Linked DNA regions of Homo sapiens: region 2 is linked to region 1. A link is a loop called in an ENCODE intact Hi-C map of the cell type or tissue named here. Cell type or tissue: PC-9. All regions are shown on one strand. Links, peaks and the distances in the headings refer to the core of each region. The heading gives the core; the rest is flanking DNA.

Region 1 (5,387 bases), core at 254-5,253:
AATCTGAATGTGATCTGAGAATCTAGTCTTGCTTTAAAAAAAAAAATTGAAATACTGGGAGTACATGAAGGATTGCCTAGATATATGAGCAACTTTTTTTAATATACTTTAAGTTTTGGGGTACATGGCAGAACGTGCAGTTTTGTTACATAGGTATACAGGTGCCATGGTGGTTTGCTGCACCCATCAACCCGTCATCTACATTAGGTATTTCTCCTAATGTTATCCCTCCCCTAGCTCCCCATCCCCCTGACAGGCGCCCCAGTGTGTGATGTTCCCCTCCCTATGTCCATGTGTTCTCATTGTTCAACTCCCACTTATGGGTGAGAACATGCGGTGTTTGGTTTTCTGTTCTTCTGATAGTTTGCTGAAAATGATGGTTTCCAGCTTCATCCATGTCCCTGCAAAGGACATGAACTCATCCTTTTTCATGGCTGCATAGTATTCCGTGGTGTATAAGTGCCACATTTTCTTTATCCAGTCTGTTATTGATGGACATTTGGATTGGTTCCAAGTATTTGTTATTGTGAATAGTGCTGCAATAAACATATGTGTGCATGTGTCTTTATAGTGGAATGATTTATAATCCTTTGGGTATATACCCAGTAATGGGATTGCTGGGTCAAATGGTATTTCTAGTTCTAGATCCTTGAGAAATCACCACACTGTCTTCCACAATGGTTGAACTAATTTACACTCCCACCAACAGTGTAAAAGCCTTCCTATTTTGGTTTTGTTTTCATCCTGGGTTTTTTGTTGTTGTTGGTAGTGTTCTTCAGAGCCTGCATTAGGATTTAGGGTCTACATTATACCTCAAAATGCAGCTGTTGTCCGCCTATGGAAAGGTACATTCCTGAAATTAAGCATACTAAGTAAAACTTTTAAGCTAAAATCATTATTTCAGCCAATTTCAGTATAATTTGAGAATATCATATAAAAGATGATTGAAAAAGAAATCTGGCCCCATCATTCATTTCTAAAATATGACAATTTTAAAGTTGAAAAATGGACATAGAATAAGTTATACACCCATATTTTTGCCAGCCAGATTCTACTATATGTACTTCAGAACTTTCAACATTTAAAGATGTAAAATGTTAAAGATATATTTATAGCCATACCTTTTCTCCCCACCCATTCAGACTATTTTATCTCAGTCTTCCTTTTGCAGAGGCTATACTACTGTGAAGTTGGTTGGTTCGTGTGTGTGTACACACACACATACCCCTAATCAATATCTGATACTCTTCATGTATTTAACTGTTAAGTAAATGGTACCCTACTATATATGACAACCTTCTGCAACTTTTTAAAAAATCAATATATATTTTAGACTTATTCATATATGTGCTTGGTTCATTCCTTTTAATTGAATGACTAAATCATAATTTGTGTACTCCTCTGTTGATAATAAATATGTTTTCCCCAACTTTTTGATATTGCAATGGTGAGAGGATCCTTGCTATCTTAGGTATGGGTGTAAGCTCTAGGGAACCTATTACAAGTGAATTACTAAGCTGTAGAGTACACAAATTTTTTACTGTAACGTATTTTGTTAAGTTGCTTTCCAAATTGGTTGTACCAATTTATGTGCCTACTTATTGGAGAGCTCTGGTTACCTATGTGGTTGTTAATACTTGGTAATTTCAGGCTTTTTAAATGTTGCCAAGCTGGATGTTAAATATTTCATTGTTTTAATTGGCATTTTTCTCATTACTAAAGACTCTAAGATTCTTATGTGTTTATATGTTCTTCGTATTTCTTCTTTGAATTATTTATCTTTATTTACTCATGTTTCTTTTTAAGTTTAGTTTAAACAATCCTCCTCTCTTTCCTGAGCTCCGAAATAAATGTTGATAATTTCTTCTAAATTTAAAATTTTTGCTTTTCGCTTTTAGAATAACTGGAATTTAATTTTTATTTCTTGTATGAGATCCATGTCTGTTTCCCCCCATCTGGAAAACCAATTGCTCTAGTAACATTTGTTGAATCCTTTTCCACTTCTGATAACCAGCAAGCACACACAGATATGCTTCTGGGTTCTTTGTCCTACTGTTCTATTTACCTCCGTTCCAGCATCATATTGTTCTCAGTATCCCGTACTTCACAATAAGCCTTCAGTGTTTAGATTGGTTGGCGTGATGGTTAAGCTTGATTGGATTGAAGGATGCAAAGTATTGATCCTGGGTGTATCTGTGAGGGTGTTGCCAAAGGAGATTAACATTTGAGTCAGTGGGCCGGGAAAGGCAGACTCACCCTTAATCTGGATGGGCTTCATCTAATCAGCTACCAGCATGGCCAGAACATAAAGCAGGCAGAAAAAAAAAATGTGAAAAGACTAGACTGACTTAGCCTCCCAGCCTACATTTTTCTCCTGTGCTGGATGCTTCTTTCCCTTGAACATCGGACTCCGGGCTCTTCAGCTTTGGGACTCAGACGGGCTTCCTTGCTCCTCAGCTTGCAGACAGCCTATTGTGGGACTTTGTGATCATGTGAGTTAATACTCCTTAATAAACTCCCCTTTATATACCTCTCTATTAGTTCTGTCCCTCTAGAGAACCCTGACTAATAGAGTTGGTATGTGGTGGTGCAGAGGGCAGACACTGAAGCCAGCTTGCTGGAGTTTGCAGATCAGCTCTGCCACCTGGCTCCTGACATGTGATGTTGAGAAAGTAACTAACCATCCTGTGTGCCCAGACTTTCCTAGGTTTAGCACTGAAGATGACACATCACAGGAAACCTCTCAGTGCCAGGCAAATTGGGATCGTTGCTCACCCCAAACCTTGAACAAACTATGTAATCTTTTTCTTTCCCCATTTTCCCTTGATGAAATGGTGATAAAGATCATATCTACCTCCACAGGGCCGTAGTGCAGGTGAAATGAAAGAATACATATACAGTGCTTTGAACAGTGCTCAGACCATGCTAAGTATTCAATAAAGTATAAAGTTTAATGTCTCCTTTCCTTCTCCCCTCCTCTCCTTTTAAAGTTATCTTGACTAGCCCTGAAACTTTAGTGTTTCCATATGAACTTCAGAATCTTCTTGCTAAGTTCTGCAAAATACTGTATGGGGACTTGTAGGCTAATTTAGGGGAGAATTGACATCCTCATGACATCAAGGCTTCCCATCATGAATGTGGTGATTTCTCTATTTATTTGTTCCCTTTAATGCTATTCAATAAGTTTTCAATAATATTCTCTTCAATGTTCTTGTGCATCTTTGTAAGATATATTTCTAGATATCCTAAGTACCTAATAGATTTATTGTCACTTTAGATGGTATCACTATTTTTAAAAGATTTTAACTTTTTAATATGAAATTTTTAAACATACACAGAAGTAGACAGACTGCAATCAATACCTGTGTTTCTATCACTCAGTTTCAACAAGTGCCAGTTCATGGCTGTTCTTGTTTTATCTGTGGAGTCATTTCCTTATTGAAAGTTGTAATTGATGTTTTCTTTTCAGTGTATATGAATGTTACTTATTTTTGTAGGTTGACTTTGAATTCAGAAATCTTGCTCAATTTTTTTTTAATCCTGATGATTCAAATCATAGGTAGGTGTTTGCTCAATTTTTATTCTAATAGTTTGTCTGTAGATTGACGTCATAGAAATTCTAAGAGAATAATCACCTGAAAGGGTAAGTTTTGTTTTTTCCTATACATTCCTTATTCATTCTACTTCCTTTATTTTTCTTGTTTCATTGGGTAGCATATCCATTACAATGATAAACAAAAGGATTAGCCAGGCCCAGTGACTCATACCTGTAATCTCAGCACTTTGAGAGGCTGGGGGGTGGGGAGGGGGGATTACTTGAGCCCAGAAATTTGAGACCAGCCTGAGCAACATAAGGACACCCCATTTCTACAAAAAAAAAAAAGTCATATATGTGGCATGCACCTGTAGTCCCAGCTACGCAGGGAGGCTAAGGTGGGAGGATTGCTTGAGCCCAGGAGGTCGAGGCTGCTGTGATCTTGCACTGCACTCCAGCCTGGGAGACACAGTGAGACCCTGACCCTGTCTCAAAAAAGAAAGAAAAAAAAAAAAGAAGAAGAAGAAGTGATTGCTAGTCTCCTTGTTTTTTTTTTTTTTAACTTTAATGAAAATAACTAACTTTTGCTATCTTTACACCTTTCTTTTCTTTCTTCTATTGTTGTAGGATTATTTATACCTACTCTTTCCCAGTTCTGTTAATTTAGAGGTTACATATTCTGTTTCCACAGTTTTAGTAGTACCATTAAATTTTTAACATTTGCATTTCAGACACAGAGTCCAAAGGTAGTCAGTAACTTTGGCCTCCTCCCAAACAATTACAAGCTAACCATGGTTTAGTGCCCTTCATTGTGCCTCCTGTTTTTTTATTATTGTCTAGAATTTTAGTTCTGCCATTTTGAAACCCATCTCTCATCAAAAAAGATAGTGGGGAAATACTAGGCTTTGTTCTGTGCTGAGCAGTCCAGGCTTATGCTGATTTATCCAATGCAACTAGTTTCCTTTCTTTCCTTTCTTTTTCTTTCTTTCTTTCTTTTTTTTTTTTTAACCATGGCTTCTTGCAAACCACTTCCACTTCTGGATCCAGTCGCTTCTTATTGAAGTAGTCTTCATTGAAGGTCTCTGAGTAGCAAATTCCCTATATTTGTTTGCCTGGAAAATGTTTTTCTTTTTCATGAATGTTAGTCTAGGTATGTATGGATAACCAAACCAGAGGTTGGCGATTTTTTTCTTTTAGCAGATATTACCTGTTGTATCCTTGCGTCTCCTGTTGTTGTTAAGGAGTCTTTCATTTAATGACTGTGCCTTTGCACTAAACCTGCCTTTTTCTCTGGTTACTTTTAAGGTAGTTCTTTGGTGGTGGTGGTGGAGTGTGTGTGTTTGTGTATGTGTAGTTCTGTATTTTATTCGTGTGTTTTTATATGGTTTTATATTAAATTTGTGTATTTCTGGCCTTGTGGTGCTTCTTGAATCCAATCAATTATTTAAAAAAATGTAGCAAGCATCTCTTTAATTACTGCCTTGCCGTTTTTGCTTCATCACTTCCTTTGGAACTTTTGTTATATGTAGTTGGGCCTTATAATTCAGTCCTCCTGTTTTTAGCTTCTCTTCATCTCTTTATCACTCTTTGCTTTATATTCTGGGTGATGTCTACAAGTCTAAATTTCAGTTTACCAATTCTCTCTTGAGCTGTGTCTAAATGCTGTTTAAACTGTCTATTGACTTCACATTTTTCAATATCTTTACTTTTTCACGTATGGAAGCTTTGTTTTGCTCTTTTTCAAACTTGCCTGATCTTCTTAAAATGTAATATTTTAAAATTATCTTTTATTATCTTTTCTTTGTATTCTTACATGTCTTTAATAATTTGGGATTTATATATTGTTATCCAT
Region 2 (5,387 bases), core at 59-5,058, 120 kb after region 1:
TTCTATTTGAGGTTGCCAAATAGAGTAGGCACCTATCTTACTAGTTATTTCCAGGCATGGTGCCTGTAAAGACACCACCGTTGTCCAGAAATCCATGACCTCTGGTTAGGAACTCACCTGCTTCTAAGTGCCTGGAGTCATTTGCGCTGCTGAGCCTTTCCTGAGCCCTTGGCAAGGCTGACTGGTTTTATAATTCTAACCTCTGCTTTTATATATTCTTATCTTTATCTTTGTTCTTACCTCTATAAAATGAGGATGGTTATATTTCCTTGCCCATCTCCACGGTTGATGGATGCAAGTTATTTCATGAAGCGATTGTAGTATTTTATCTGCGATGTAAATTTTTATGCGATTGTGTGACAGGTCATATTTCCCCATTTTCCTTTATAGTTGTGGATAGAGTTTTATTTAAAGAGTCAATAAAATGTTTTTCTTTTAAATACAGCGTAGAAATGCATGACCACTTTCGTGCACCTGAGAAAGTTGGTGAAAAGAATAGATTATCACATGCTTGAGAAGTTCCTCTTTGTTCTAAGTTGTATTGAGTCAGATCGAGTTCCTTTGCTAAACTCAGTGCAATTCCTGCATTCTCTCAGCAGCGAAGAGGCCATCTCAATACAAATGGAACATTTTGATCGCAGAACAGAAGACCATGTGCACGTTCCAGGGCTACTTAGGTGTTTTGGTGAGGATTGGGCATACCTGGTGTCTGGGCTTTAGGACATCACTGCCTGACATCATTCCTTCCCGGTACTGTCTTTGGAGGGTAACTGTGTGTGTCATTGTGTTTTGCAGAGCACATGTAGGGTTAGGTGGTTGCTGTCAAGTGAAAGGGAATCCAGGCTGGCAGTACACATACAGGTGGTGTCAGTGTTCAGGGAGGAAGGGGCTGAGAGTGGGCACTGCAGGCCTTATGCAGGATGCAGAAGTGGACTGGGGAGCCCCCAGGTGGCCAGTGGGTGGGCTACTGCTAAGAGTGGATGGTCAAATGCTCTGCAAAATATGAAAAGCTGCAAAACCACAGAAGTCCCTCCATCATCATCATCATCATCATCATTATTATTATTATTCCCATCCAAAGGTGCAGGAACAGTATTTCTTAGGAATATATATGCAATATAGTACTTAAAGAACCAGCCTTTGCAATGTTGGTGTTAATATAAAAGAGATTTCTGGATAAACCTACTATCTCCCCATCCTCTAGGGCTCCTATCTCATCTGTCTCCATTCTTTTGAAGCCCTCCAGAGTGATTCAGGGAAAATTTTCTCCAGTTCCTCTGCTTTTTAGTTGGTATAGTCTCTGCTTCTCTGCACTGGGCTATTGTCCAGATAAATGAAGTAGACTCCTGGATTTGTAGACTTTCTAAGTGGAAGTAGATGGAAGTGAGGATGTCTGCTGGAAGGTAAGCTCCTGAAGGCCCCAGGGCTGAATCCCCACCTCCCAGACCAGAGTCTGACACACAGCGACGGCTCAAGGTAGTAGAACCTCTATCAATGCAGAGGGAATGAAGGGACCTCAGAGATCACTGTGGCCACGTCACCCATTTTACAGATGGAGACTGGAAGAGCAGGGAGGTTTAGACACTTGCCCAAGATCCCGTAGTTGTTGGTAGAGTTAGAAACTAAAACAAAGGGTCCAGGTCATAAACCCAGAGTTGTTTCCTAATACATTGGCCTTCTACTGTTACAGAGCCATAGGACTCTGCATTCATGTTTACCCATTCATTCACAAACTAAGCGTTCATTCATACAATGTGATTGGTAGATCTTAGACCAATGGCTTTCGTTCTGCTTGGACATTAGAATCACCTGGAGCAAAAACCAAAGTTGCCAGGTAGGGGGGTGATTTGATTTACTTTTACCTGGACATAAGTATTTTTCTTAAGTGTCCCAGGTGATCTGCAGAAGCAACAGGGTTGAGCACCACCGTGGCAGACTTGGCTGGTCCTAACTACCAGCCGTGGTGGGCGAGTGAAGATATTCCTTTGGCTGGGTGGTAAGTGCCCTGACGAGATGCCCATGGGCACCCACCTCCTTCCCTGCACCGTTCCTGATGCCGAAGGCCCTTGGACAGCCTGCACTAGCTGGATCTGGCTCCGGTAGAGGCGAGGGAAGGATAACACCATAATGACCAGGCGTGTGCCTCGGCTGTCTGCTGCCTCTGTGCAGACATCTCTGAGACTAGCTGCAATGGGGCCAGTTAGCTTTGCCATCCCCCCTTCAGAGTATCATTCAGTTGTCCTGGAGACAACCCTCATGGAGCCAGGTGCTTTGTTGGGGATTCAAAGAAAGGTAAGACGAAGTCCCCATCAGGAGGGACCCTCCGTGGGCAGGAGGAAGTGTGTTTTGATATTAGTATAAAGCGAGGTTGTACTATTTTGTTTAATGCTAGGATTTAAAAATCAGTTTTCCTGGAAACCTTTGCTGTTTGCTTTTTACAAAATTTAATAGTATGGCCATGATGACATCATCAATGTTTAAACTGCCTTATTGGACCCTCCTAGTCCTCCTGCCATGAAGGGGCTGCGTTCTAAGGGTGAGTGTGTGAGGTGGAGCCGTGGGGAGGAAGCTGGGACTGAATGCGAACGAGAGCTGGACTCGGGACACCATCTGAGATTGCCACACACCTGAGGCTTCTTTTTGAGGTACAAAAGGAGCAGTTTCTTACTTCCCAAAGTAAGTCAAAACCTGAGTCTGTTCAGTTCTCAGGCCTCACAAACTTTCATTGAGTGTAGCAAAAGGAAGACAGGAAGAAACCTGTACTTATCACCACCTGACATCAGCCTGAGTGCCAGCTGGCCGGCGACACCACTGGGAGCTGGGACTGCTAGTGTGGAACCCACAGAGGGTGGCATTGCAGGACAAGTCAGCAGATGGGCTCACGACAGGAATGCCCCAAAGCTGTCCAAGCTGACCCCACTTCGGGTGCAGGAAAGCCGTGCTCCGAGGGTGGCCCCTGTCCAAATGCCACCGGGGGCTGGTGACCGGGGCGAACTATGGCCAGAACATGAGACTTCTGTGGTTTGTAAAGGGGGACTGATGTCAGGGAAGAGAGATGGTGCCCTAATTGTCTTAATTATGGTTTATGTCAAGAGAGATGACGTTTTAATGGTTCTAATGACAGTTCCAGGCTGTCAGTACACTCTTAAGTCCTATTGTCTTGAAGCAATTTCTGAACAGGTGAAGAAACCCCTGCAAAACAGAGGGGCCTCCCCAGCGATGGCGACTGTTGCACAGTTCAGAGGAGGCCTGGGAGCATGTGAGCAGAGCGGTCAGTGGCCTTTGTCCTCACTACGGTGGTGGCTCCATGGATGCTCTGGATCCTAGGGAAGGAAGGAAGGAAGAACAGCAGTTCAGGAGGGCCAAGGAAAGGGCCTCCCGCCTGGACCGGGTGTGGAATTGACGCTGAGTAACACACCTGTGCAGGTGGACTCTGTGAGCAAGGCAAGAGGAGATGAGGAGAGCATCCGCAGGGGAAGAGGCCAAGACTGCATCCTGAGAAGGAAGTGTTGTCAGTTGCTCTTGCTGGGGTGAAGCTGACCAGACCGCAGGTTCTTCCTGGAGCCAGTGACAATGCCGACAGCTGACACAGAGGGAGCACATGACTTGCGCTTGGCATTTTCACCTGCATTATCTTGTTTATTCCTCACATCAACCCTATAAGGTATGTGCCATTACTGTCCTTGTCTTCCAGCCAAGGAAACTGAGGCACAGCCCTATCAAATGACTCCCACCAGGTCACGCAGCTGATAGGTGCCAGAGCTGGCTGCAGACCCAGGGAGGCTGCCTGCAGACCCCAAGCTACAAACCTGTTCTAATGGCTGAGAGCTGAACACACCTCCGGAGCCTCCCAAGGGAAAGGAAGGGATGAGCTGGGAAGATGGACAGTGCTGCCCAGGAGGGGACTGGGGAAGGGTAGCAGAGGGGCCATAGGACCTTGGAGGATGGCCACTGAATGGCTCTGACTGAAGATAGCACTGGGCTGGGTGAGCCGGCAGAGACATAGCGCCCTGGAAGTCTGGCCTTCAGCATCCTGTGCTGTAATTGCTCAACTCCAGGTACAGGATGGGGCATGGCAGGCCTGCCAGTGAAGAGAAACGGGGAGGGCTTAGGGCTCACCTCACTCATCCTTGAGGCTTCTCTCATGGAGCCTGTGCCAGCTCAGGCCAGGCAAGAACCGCATCTCATTCCCTGCTTATCCCAGGCTCTGCCCTGGTCCCTACAAGCCCTCTGGGAGGAAGAGTGGGACAGTATGAGGAGGAGAGCAGAAGCCCTCCCCCCACCCAACCCACAAAGATCTGCTCAAGCAAAGTGAGTCCAGGAGCTGTCAGAGGAGCAGGGTTTTCTCTGGGGGGTGGGTGTTCCCCCTCTTAGCCCAAGCTCTGCCACACGAGAAGCAGATGTCTTGTTCTAATCTTCAAGTGGGATGATTCGTGGACACTGCCATTAGCTAGTTTTCTTAACATGAAGAGACAGCTGCTTAGTGGCTATTTCTATGTGGGCTGAGCTCATTCAGTAGAGCAGCTTTCCCCTCTGGAGAACAAGAGAATGATAAGCGAGCATAAATCATGCTAAAAGGAACGACTCCTCATCATGAGTCATTAGGACACATGCCACATTGGCGAGCAGATGAAAAACCTTTGATGAAGACCAGTTGTAAAAGCACAAGCTAATGCTGGAGAAATGCATCATGGTGACTTGAAAGTGTAATATATGCATGCTCACGCTTTCGGTCTTAAAAAAAAAAATTGCAGTAAATGTCAAGAGTGGTCAGAAACCATTTCCTGTGCTGGACCCTGCAGGGAGAGGTTCAGGGAAGGGTGGGTTTGGAAGAATACTTCAAATCAGTGAGTGCTAAGCATATTTTGGCACAGTCCTTCTGGAATGGCATCAGGAATGTGAACCACAGTCCTAAACAGGTATGTCCTGTTATGTGACAGTAGCTATAATAGAACGTCACTTCAGGGTTTCGAGAGCACATATCAGAGCATGGTTGAAAAATCATCCAGAGAAATTCCAAAGAAGACCATGAAGTTGCAAGTGCCACCTTTGTCCCTTTCTACAAGGAGCAGGAGGCAGTATGCCAGGGCTAAGGCATCAGCTCTGCACCCAGGCAACCTGCTCAGTGTCCCTGTTCTACCACTTCATAGCTGTGTGACTGTGGTGGTTAATTTAGGTGTCAACTTGACTGGGTTAACAGACACCGAGAAAGCGGGTAAAGCATTATGTATGGATGTATCCATGAGGAGGGTGTTTCTGGAAGAGATCAGCATTTGAATTGGTGAACTGAGTAAGAAAGATCCCCCGTAACCCAATGTGGGTGGGCACCATCCAGTCAGTTGAGGGCCTGGATAGAACAAAAATAGAGGAAAAGTGAATTTGCCCAC

The links. Peaks named below come from ENCODE experiments on the same cell type or tissue, not always from the same donor. Only the 100,000 strongest peaks of a DNase experiment are listed, where the experiment ranks them.
Region 2: a loop joins it to region 1, with 2.8 times the contacts of the local background. A loop is called at or near these places in 5 of 110 quality-filtered maps.

What each region holds. Positions count from the first base shown.
Region 1 is chr10:126,374,406-126,379,792 of GRCh38, reverse strand. The region is part of intron 1 of ADAM12 (ADAM metallopeptidase domain 12); the gene reads left to right. Among named protein-coding and RNA genes, the nearest start is that of ADAM12, 11 kb to the left of the region's middle. In PC-9, for the core only: no CTCF peak of the experiment used is centred there; DNase peaks (open chromatin) are centred at 2,642 and 3,642; H3K27ac peaks cover 1,025 bases.
Region 2 is chr10:126,252,591-126,257,977 of GRCh38, reverse strand. All of the region lies in intron 3 of ADAM12 (ADAM metallopeptidase domain 12), which reads left to right. Among named protein-coding and RNA genes, the nearest start is that of ADAM12, 130 kb to the left of the region's middle. In PC-9, for the core only: no CTCF peak of the experiment used is centred there; no DNase peak of the experiment used is centred there.